Linked DNA regions of Homo sapiens: region 1 is linked to region 2. A link is an interaction called in ENCODE POLR2A ChIA-PET data of the cell type or tissue named here. Cell type or tissue: PC-3. All regions are shown on one strand. Each heading gives the region's core, and the rest is flanking DNA. Links, peaks and the distances in the headings are about the cores only.

Region 1 (5,387 bases), core at 186-5,185, 120 kb before region 2:
CATCAGTTTCCCTCATCTTGTGTTTGCACTTCCCCTTGAATAGCAACTTTGACTTCTTAGGTGTATGGTAGTCTCAGTTCTGTGAATGTAAATTATGACAGATGTCAGTTAAAGTAAAAGTCCCCGTGGAGTGGGGTGAATCTGGAAACACAGTGTGCTTGTTCATCCCAATAAGATCCATAGTTATGGTCATACACAAATACACACACCAAGGAGAACTCACTGAGCCTGGAGCCCTTGTTGGTCTCATCCCCTGAAAAAAAGGTTCACTTTCCATCCTGAGGCAAGGCTGAGCTCAGGAAAATCTACTTGTCCCCATCAGAGAGTGGGAAAGCAGCACACACCTCTGTCCACACAGGTGAGCCAAGAGCACAGGACACTCTCCAGTGAACCGGCGTCGGAGTGGCTGAGGGCTGGACTCTCCACGCTGTGGAATTGCACGGGGATGTCACACACTGTGGGACAGGTACAGGCTCAGCTAGAGCGCCCTCATGGCCCCCAAGTTTACATCCCCAAGATGTTTATGGTCCCAAGAAACATCTGCCAGACACCAGCCCACAAGCACAGCTCACAATAACCCTCAGCCAATGGCAGAGATGACTAATCCTGCCCCGTGATTTCATTGAACATTATAATATCTATAACTCAAATATCAATATACCTTGTGTGCTCCACTTTTATTAGAAAGAGGCCAGTGTCTCTAAAGGAAATGCCAGCTCTTCCAAAATAAGTAAAATATTGACCAGGGCAGCCTTCAAATGCAAGCATTTAGCCCGGTTAAAAGAGAACTCATTAAAACATTGACTTGAGTGGTGGTACTACTTTTATGTTTGTAGAAAGGATATTATTTCTAGGCTCTAAATAATTCATTGAACAGAATATACAATACCTTCTATTCATGAAAATTATTATAAATTTTAGTGCTATTTGATTCAACAGCACATTAAAGCGTTTGCTGTCAATTACCATGTAGCTCTCAATTTCTAAATAACAATGCTCATTTCCCTGAACTCTAACCTAGTGTTTCATAAACTTCACATTTTCACAATCAGCATTCCGTGTTTCAAAGATAGATATTCACTTTATATCTAATGTTTCCCAAAGGAAAAAAAAATAGTTTACATTATCTGAGACTTAAATTTGTGTTTGTGTGTTGTTGTTTTTTTAAAACTAATGAGAAGGTCAAATACTTTAATGATATCCTCATATCTCTTTTAATTTATATTTTAAAATTCAGGGCCTCAATCTTGCTCAGGATGCAGTGTAGTGGCACGATCATAACTTGATGCAGCCTGGAACTCCTAGTCTCCAGTGATCCTCCCACCTCAACCTCCTGAGTAGCCAGGACTGCAGATATACACCACTATACCCAGCTATTTGTTTAATTTCTTTTTTGTAGATACTAGGGTGTGGCTTCAAATGCCTTTAAGAAAGTTCAGTCTTCTCGGCCGGGCGCGGTGACTCACGCCTGTAATCCCAGCACTTTGGGTCGCCGAGGCGGGCGGATCACGAGGTCAGGAGATCGAGACCATCCTGGCTAACACGGTGAAACCCCGTCCCTACTAAAAATACAAAAAATTAGCCGGGCGTGGTGGCGGGCGCCTGTAGTCCCAGCTACTCGGGAGGCTGAGGCGGGAGAAGGGCGTGAACCCGGGAGGCGGAGCTTGCAGTGAGCCGAGATCGCGCCACTGCACTCCAGCCTGGGCGACGGAGCGAGACTCCGTCTCAGAAAAAAAAAAAAAAAAAAGAGAAGAAAGTTCAGTCTGCTCTAGTGAAGGTTATGTGCAACCTTTCTCAGAGTTGAAAACATCTTGAATGCTACTGTCTGCCTGGCAAATAGCTTGAATAATCATTGAGATAAAAGCAAAAGACTACAACTCGATACAAACTATTTGCCCCAAAGTTACACCCAGAAACTCAAAGCATTAAAACAAATCCCCAGTGTTTCTACTTTACGTACGTGGAGACATTATATAATTTTAAACTTTTGATGAAAGCACTATAATTTTAAAGCATATACCACAAAAAGTCATAACAATCAAACTGAAAGATTGATGTGTTTATTTTCAAATTAAATAATAGGATTTTTTTTGTAGCTTTCTGTGACTCTGATTTACATTTCTCTTGTTTCACTAAACTTGGATTTTCTTCCTCCATTGAGTGTCTTTCATTAAAAGTGTTCTTATCAATAGCACTAGGTTAGAGCTGAGGGAAATTTGCAGTGTCATAATCTGTAATTATAGGGAATTAAACTTCTTTGGCATTCAAACAAAACTTGTCATTGACAAAGTCAAATACCTGTCACAATTTTAACCAGCATTAATTGTGACTTACAGGTTGTTTGGAAGAACATAACACAAAAGTAGCAACTGGGGCTCTTTCCACAGATGGAGTAAATTTATGACACATTCGGTATTGACCAATTATTTATAAAGTCTATTAAATTTGTCAGTGCCGCTGGTAGGAAAAGATTTATTAAAACAACTAATGTAAAACGCAATGAAATAGCTTAAGTCTCCTTATGAAATATTAATATCCATGAAATCTGGTAATCATAAGCCTGTATTTGCAATTTTGTTTGTGGATACTCTTAATTCAAGTGGTTGGTTGATAGGGGTTTAAGCTCTCATGACCAGGAGCACCCAAAGCACAAAATGAAAAGAGCTTCTGAGAATAATAAACCTCAAATTCAGAATAAGGATTCTCTCATAGCAAAATAGCACAGTTTGGGAAGAGAGCTCAATAGGTTTGAACTCTACTTGCCCTATTACTAAAATCATTTTGGCCTGTCAGTGTTTCTACTTATTCTCATTCCTCAAAAGGGATTGTATAAAGGACTCTTGCTGGCTTAGACAAACACGGGTAATAAGGACACCCATTTTCCAAAATGAGGTGATAGGCAACCACTTGCAAAGATCGTTAGTGAAAATTATGAGAGCATAGAAAGGTTGATAGAAGAGTCCAAGTGTTTACACATTTCTTTAGAAAGTCATGTGTGTTCGTCAGTTCGAGTGTTACCCTACCTCGGGGTAGCTTGGTGGGTTCTTTCCTCATAATCAGCAAAGTGGAGGATGCAGTTTTCTCATGATGTCATCAGCTAGAGGATGACACTGAGATGAGAATTCAAGTGCAAATAATTTCTTTGGTCCGTATTATCAGAAAACACTGTAGGAATGTGAAGTAGTGAGAAAGAAAAGGGAAGAAGCTTTTAAAAGGAGTGCTATCAAGCTGGTCACCACTGTGGGGCAATCAGAGCTTAAACTCAGTGAGGAACATTTGGAAGGAGCATAGAATACACACCTGAGAGTTATCTTCCCTTGACAATAGAGAAATGAAACTAACGTATTCATCCACCAATTCGTGGTGACTCTTGACTCTAGGCATAAAGTAGGCATCCTGCTTGTTTTTCATTGTTTCTTCTGCAATGTTACTAATCACTGTGTTTTGAAACTCAAATTTCACCATTACTGTCTATCTTTGTCCTACTTATTGGTAGATGACACAAATGTCCTCCTTCCTCATGTCATAAAGCTTTCAATTCTTGGCTCCCCCTCCCCCTCCTCAACACTCTTTTATCATCATTCTTTGTGGTTCCAGTTTTCACACAAATAATCCTTTTACATGCCTGTGCTTTCAGTTTATTTACCTCTCTTTAAACAACGTTTTCCTCGATCTCGTATCACTTATACAATCTCAGAATCATATCCTAGACATCATCCTTGCCCATGATCATAATGGATACAATTTTGGGGAAAAAAGTTTTAAAGTAATACAGTATATTTGTATTGGATTAAAATGTAGAGAGAACATTTGGACAGCAGTGATCTTTCCAAAGTGTCACTCAATCATATATAAGGTAGAAATTGTAAGAAAAATTTTGCGCCCTGAACGAAGCATTACATATTACATTTTAGAAAAAGTCTGCATGTCACCATATTCTGCTACCAATAAAAACATTAATGTAAATAAACACATTTAGATAAATATGAACATTATGTTCTCCTTCAGCAGTTTCTCCTGCTCTCAGTCTCTGGCATATTTTCTAAAATGTTTTATCAAAATGTAGGCATCTGCCACTGTTTCTGATGGCCAGATAAATAAGCAGTACTAGGGAAAAAATTCCAAAACAGTGATAGGTGCACTTTTTAAAGAAAACCATTCTTATGTTGTTTTGTAGCTGAAATTCCATTCTTTTACTTTAGAAATTCATTGACTATGTCAGAAAGAAGAGGAAGAAATCAGTTGGAACCAAATGTTTGGCTTAGTTTGTGAGAAAGAGAAACAGTAGGTAAAAACTGAATATGTGGACCACGCACAGTGGCTCATGCCTATAATCCCAGCCCTTTGGGAGGCCAAGACAGGTAGATCACTTGAGGCCAGGAGTTTGAGACTAGCCTGGCCAACATGGCAAAACCCCATCTCTACTAAAATTACAAAAATTAGCCGGGTGTGGTGGTGTACACCTGTAATCCCAGCTACTTGGGAAGCTGAGGCAGAAGAATTTTTTTAACCTGGGAGGTGGAGATGGGATTGCAGTGAGCCAAGATTGTGTCATTGCACTCCAACCTGGAAAACAGAGTGAGGCTCGGTCTCAAAAAAAAAAAAAGAAAGAAAGAAAGAAAGAAAAATTGAATATGCAGCCCTATGTATAATAAAAGGGGTGCATGCATTAGCTTGCATCTATCACATGGTATTATCTTTGTATAATCCTGTAAACACAGATCATAGAACTGAAAGAATGCACCCACAGTGTAATTAATTAGGGGAAATTCAATCTCAAACCAGAACCAAGTGCCTCTCCTAGTATTGATAGTTTTACTATCATAGGTAGCCTGGAATTAATACATGAATCAGTTTTCAGACCAGTTAACTCAGAATTGAACATTGTAGCGTGCATATGCATCTTACGTAATGTGGCCAGGTGACTGCTAGCCATTTGGTAGCCACGGTCTTCACATTCTAGAAATCGCATTGACCTTGTGTATTAAATAACAGATGCTGTTTTAATTGAACATGTTTGCACTTTTGTAATACAAATTATTACCTATTATAAAGGCATATATTAGGCAGAGCATATTAATTATTAAATCATCAAGATATATACTTATGAGGTTTGGCCAATATATACTCATGAGGTTTGGCCAGGTTTACCTCACTAACAATTTATTATAGGAACATATCTAGGTCGGACATTTTTTGTTGTTCAAATCAGTAGAGTTTCATCTCTCAGGATTGGAGTGTCCTTTCTCTGTCTCTCTCTCTCTCTCTTGCTCTCTCTCTCACATACAGTAAACCTTCACGTGACATTGTCAATAGGTTATTGGAAACTGTGACTTTAAGTGAAATTACATCTAACACAAGCAATCTTTTTTTACCGATGTTATAAT
Region 2 (5,387 bases), core at 299-5,298:
TGTCTCTAAACAAGTTCTTGTTGCCAATAAATGTCTCATGGAATGAGTTGCTAAAAGAGTTAGTTAGAAACATGAATTGCTTCTGAAGGTCCCTGGGCATCCCATGTGCTCACCAGGAGCCTCAAACAATGCGACTTATAGTCCCCAAGCAGGCGGGCTCCGCCTGAAACCAGCGGGCAAGCGGACCATCTCCTGTGTTTAACTCCTAGAGGAAACTGGGTTACAGCCTTTCATCCCTTTTTTTTTTTTTTTTTTTGAGATGGAGTTTCGCTCTTGTTGCCCAAGCTGGAGTGCAATGGTGCAATCTCAGCTCACTGCAACCTCCGCCTTCCGGGTTCAAGCAATTCTCCTGCCTCAGCCTCCCAAGAAGCTGGGATTACAGGCATGCACCACCATGCCTGGCTAATTTTTTTTTTTTTTTTTTAGTAGAAACAGGTTTTCAACAAGTTAGCTAGGCTGGTCTTGAACTCCTGACCTCAGGTGATCTGCCCGCCTCAGCCTCCCTTATCCCTTTTATACACAATGTGCTGCAGAGGCCTGGACATTTCTGTCAAGTATCTATGAGCACCCATTTGTGCAGCACAAACTCATTTATAAAGGAGAAAGCACTTCAAACTACAAAGATGCTTCAGGACGCATTATTCAGTGTTCTATGTTGCCAATTGCCTAATAGATTTCAAATTTAGCTTCTTTGTTTCAAATTCATGGAGGTAAATTGGGACCAAGAAATTCTTTGACTTAGGACACATGTGTTATTTTAGTTATTAAAAGTATTTATTTAAACTATCAAAACAATGTATGTTTTGGTAGTTTAAATAAATGTACAGTTTAAATAAATGTACAGAATGTACAGGTTAAATAACAAATGGAAATCCCCTTTCTGTATCATATCTGCCTAACTGTCCTGAATCTCAACCTTGCAGATACTAAAAAGGTTAATGGTTTTAAATATATTTCCCCATTACATTTCTTGGAATTTACACACACACAGAGTGTGACAGAGAGAGAGCGAGAGCAGGAGTGAGTGAGTGAGAGAGAGAGAGAAAGAGACGAAGATTTCGATAATGTTAGTGTGATAAAAAGCTATGGCCATATGTTCAGAAAGACATTAATTTTATAAGGGTGTGTGTGTGTGTGTGTGTGTATCTAAGTATTTGTCTATGTTGTGTGGAAAAAGTACAGAAATGAAGAAGTGGGCAATTCTTGAAGGATGATGTTGGGCGAGTAAATTAAGATACACAATGGGGAAGTGATATGGTTTGGCTGTGTCCCCACCCAAATCTCATCTTGAATTGTTGCTCCCATAATTCCCACGTGTTGTGGGAGAGACCTGGTGGGAGATAATTGAATCATGGGGGCGGTTTCCCCTACCCCGTTCTTGTGTTAGTGAATAAGTCTCACAAGAGCTGATGGGTTTACAAGGGGTTTCCCCTTTCCTTTGGTTCTCTTTTTCTCTTGCCTGCCACTATGTAAGGTGTGCCTTTCGCCTTCCACCGTGATTGTGAGGTCTCCCCAGCCATGTGGAACTGTGAGTCCACTAAACCTCTTTCCTTTTATAAATTACCAAGTTTCAGGTACGTCTTTATCAGCAGCATGAAAACAGACTAATACAGGGAGAGAATAGAGCTCCCCATCTTCTGAGATAAGACCTTGCTGTCAGTATGGCCTTGGGGCTATATGCTGCAATCATCCCTATACACAGCTTAAGATAGACAATACTCTCACTCCTTCTAATGCTGGCTTACCAATTTTGAGTCAAAAAATTACAAAACACCTAGTTCTGTGTGATGGGCTGCCTAAATTTCATGAGTAAGTTTTCCTTTCTATTTGTTGGAAATAAAGCACAAAAGTCCATTTTATATTTAAACATTATTTTGAATTCAAATTTCAAGGCATTTTGAGATCTGTTGCATCATCAGTGATTCTCAAAGTATTTCTAGAAAATCTAGTGCTCCTAGATGCTAGTGGAGGAAAGGCATCTCTGGTTAAGTTTATTGTGGGTTATGTGGCATATATTGATCTTGAGAGGTAGCAATGCACGCTGAAGGCCCTTAGAAGCTTTGGAATAAAAAACATGACTGATAATATTTTTAATGCTATTTTTCAACGTGTTTGTTCAGAAAAATCGTATCTACCCACCTATCTATTAATATCTATCTACTTATATGTTTATACCCTTATTCTCACTAAACCTCCATTTCTTCTACGTGAAATGGGTACAATGCCACAGGATCACTGTGACAGCCTCGTGCGTTCATGACCGCACGGTGCTCTGGATCATATCTGGCATAAAATAAGCACTCGGCAAATGTGAGTGACTGTATCAGGCAGTTCCCACATTGCTGTAAAGAAATACCTGAAACTTGGTAATTTATAAAGAAAAGAGGGGCCACGCACGGTGGCTCACGCCTGTCATCCCAACACTTTGGGAGGCCAAGGTGGGCGGATCACTTGAGGTCAGGAGTTCGAAGCTAGCCTGGCCAACATGGTGAAAACCCATCTCTACTAAAAATACAAAAATTAGGTGGGTGTGGTGGCACATGCCTGTAATCCCAGCTACTCGAGAGGCTGAGGCGGGAGAATCGCTTGAATCTGGGAGGTGGAGGTTGCAGTGAGCCAAGATTGTACCACTGCACTCCAGCCTGAGTGCTTCTTTTTAAGACTTATTCTCAAAAAAAAAAAAAGAGGTTTAATTGGCTCCTGTTTCCACGGGCCCTACAGGAAGTGTACTAGCTTCTGCTTCTGGGTTCTGGGGAAGCCTCAAGAAGCTTCCAATCATGGTGGAAGGTGAAGGGGAAGCAGGCACATCTTACATGGCCGGGGCAGGAGGAAGAGAGAAAGTGGGGAGGTGCCACACAATTTTAAACAACCAGATACTGTGAGAACTCTATCATTATACAGTACCAAGGTAGATGGTGCTAAACCATTCATAAGAACTCTGCCCCCATGATCCATTCACCTCCCACCAGGCCCCACCTCAACACTGGGGATGACAATTCAACATGAGATTTTCTGGGGACACAGATCCAAACCATATCAGCAATTAAGCAGACACAAGGTGGATTTTAAGACATGCTTCAACATGTACTCTAGTCTAATGTATGCCAGCGTCAATGATAATCCGGCTGAAGTGCCCAACTGAGGCTACCCTTTAAACTAAAAATAATCAGTTACTATTTTATAAGACTGACTCAGATTGAGAAGTCTCAAATAGTAACTGAGAATCCTGTATGTTTCGCAACCTCCTTCACATTTGTTTCACCTACAGTAAATTCCAGCTGCTCACACAAAAAGAGGAAGTGTGCAGATGGGTGTATTTATATATGTGTGTGATTGTGTATTTTATATGTTGAGCTGAAACTCAGGGAAATTGGGCTGTTTCCTTTTCTTGTTTCTATTTATTTTCTTAGTTATTAGGTTGAGACCTGTCAATATCATTCACTTGACACTTCCATGCAGCATGGACCACAACACACTCTTCTCACTCTGGCTCACACATGCAGCCCTTTCTACATATCAGGCTATGAGCTTCCAACTTTCTGAATAACAAGATATCTATTTCCTTGCAGTTTCACACTCTGTTCACACTTGATTTCCCTGTTTATTTGCTTAGTCAACCCTACTCTCTTCCAACACCCCTACCACACTCTTTCCTTATGCTACTAGATCTTTAATTGGCCACAGTGATCATGCTCGTTTATTAATTTTAAAAATATTTATTGACTGTCTGCTCTGACCTGGCCTGTGCTGGGTGATGTAGCCCCTAACGGGCAAACATTCCAATCTGTTATATTTGCTTCTCCCCGTCTCTCTCCAGCACTCACAACACAGGCTGAATATTGTAGCAGTATGTGTGAGACGTGCACAAGGATGAATGGAAGATGGATAATATTGTATAAACGGAGGGTTGAAAGCAAGTGCTCCACCTGAAAGACAGTTATAGTTACAGAAATGAAAACTGATACTTTTTTTGAGATACTTCATAATTTCAAGATGCAATTATATCTCCATAGGGCAATAGGATCCCATAATTACAACCACAATCCTTCGGGCCCTGCATTTTAGACTCTATAGCCCCCAGAGCTCTTGAGCCCTCTAACACACTGCCATCCTGGGAAAACACTCTGGGGACCCCCTCTAACAGGCCTGATGCACCTGGTGAAGCTTCTGCTTAGAGAGGGGTCACAACTCAGCCTGGATCTTCAGGTAAAAGGTTGGAACATCAGGTATTCCAGGTTCACAACATGACTCATTCTAGGAGACTCCAGCTAGGCTCTGTTGTTTGACAGAGGATGGCCAAGTTGGTCTTAAATGAAGGCCTAGGTTGGGGCACGTGCAGATCCAGGCGGAAAAGTCAACCCATGGGATGCACCTGGGACATGCCAGGTGTGGACCCTTGAGGACCTCATGACTGCATTCTGCAGGGAAAAAGACAAGAAACCAATCAGACATGTTCACTGCGGGGCTTAGCCTTGCTGAAGAAAAACAAGAAAATGCCTCAGTTGGAGAAAGATCCTATGAAGGCCATCCTGAGAGGTAGGGAGAGGAGAGTATTGTGAAATGAAGTCATCCAAAAAGGGGATTTGGAGCCACGGTATTAGTGAGATCATACCAGACATGAGAATGACTCTAGGCTGAGCCACAGTGAAGGAACTCCAGCAGGTGAGCATTGGGAAAAGAGGCAGAAAGAGCCTATCTGGGGTCAGCTCTGGGATTGGGTTCTTAGCGGAGTTGGGCTTGTCACCCTCGGCGGCTAGGAACCCATCACCTATATGATCATGCTCCACAGGAGATCCATGCTTCTTGGTGTGGTTCCATTGATACCTGTAATCATCATACCTCAAGCTCAAGCCTGGCTGTATCACCAGGGGCAGCCAGATAGTAGCTTTGCAGACCATGTGGTCTCTGTCACGAGCAGCAGCCACAGGCCGTATGTGTCAAGTGTAGCATAAACATGTATAAACAATCAGATGTAGCTTTAAATTCTTTCTTACAAAACATGCATTGGACTGAATTGGTCCTGAAGGTCATTAGTTTGCTATCCCCTGAAGGAGTCTGTAGCTTGTCTGAATATGAAAATAATTACACCAAATGCTTGGTTAAAACAAAACAACACAGTAACAACACTTTAGTTTCTGCCAGTAAAAGTAGGAGAGTCAATAATACACAATGGCTAAGAACTCAGTCTCTAACATTAAACTTACTTGAATCTAGTCTATAACCAATTCTTAATGGTATAACCCTGGGAGAGTTTCTTGGCTTTACTAAGCCTCGACTTCTTTGTCTGTAAAATGAGAATAATAGATGAATTTACCTTTTGGAGTGTTCTAGTGATGCAGCGATAATGTATTTAAAATGCAATGATTAGAACCTGATATGTGTATGGG

Evidence for each region. ChIA-PET counts read pairs that join two places held together with the same protein. Peaks named below come from ENCODE experiments on the same cell type or tissue, not always from the same donor. Only the 100,000 strongest peaks of a DNase experiment are listed, where the experiment ranks them.
Region 1: POLR2A ChIA-PET joins it to region 2 with 6 read pairs; 1 of 35 experiments calls an interaction of 5 or more read pairs at or near these places.

Annotation. Positions count from the first base shown.
Region 1 is chr12:126,923,127-126,928,513 of GRCh38, forward strand. LINC02405 (long intergenic non-protein coding RNA 2405) reads right to left here. Exons shown (of 7, transcript NR_104646.1): 5 at 1-79. Among named protein-coding and RNA genes, the nearest start is that of LINC02372, 51 kb to the left of the region's middle. In PC-3, for the core only: a CTCF peak has its summit at 3,249; a DNase peak (open chromatin) is centred at 3,255; H3K4me3 peaks cover 796 bases; H3K27me3 peaks cover 1,859 bases.
Region 2 is chr12:127,038,981-127,044,367 of GRCh38, forward strand. The region is part of intron 1 of LINC02405 (long intergenic non-protein coding RNA 2405); the gene reads right to left. Among named protein-coding and RNA genes, the nearest start is that of LINC02405, 19 kb to the right of the region's middle. RefSeq lists an enhancer at 3,058-3,187 and a silencer at 3,171-3,371. In PC-3, for the core only: no CTCF peak of the experiment used is centred there; a DNase peak (open chromatin) is centred at 3,251; H3K27ac peaks cover 1,243 bases.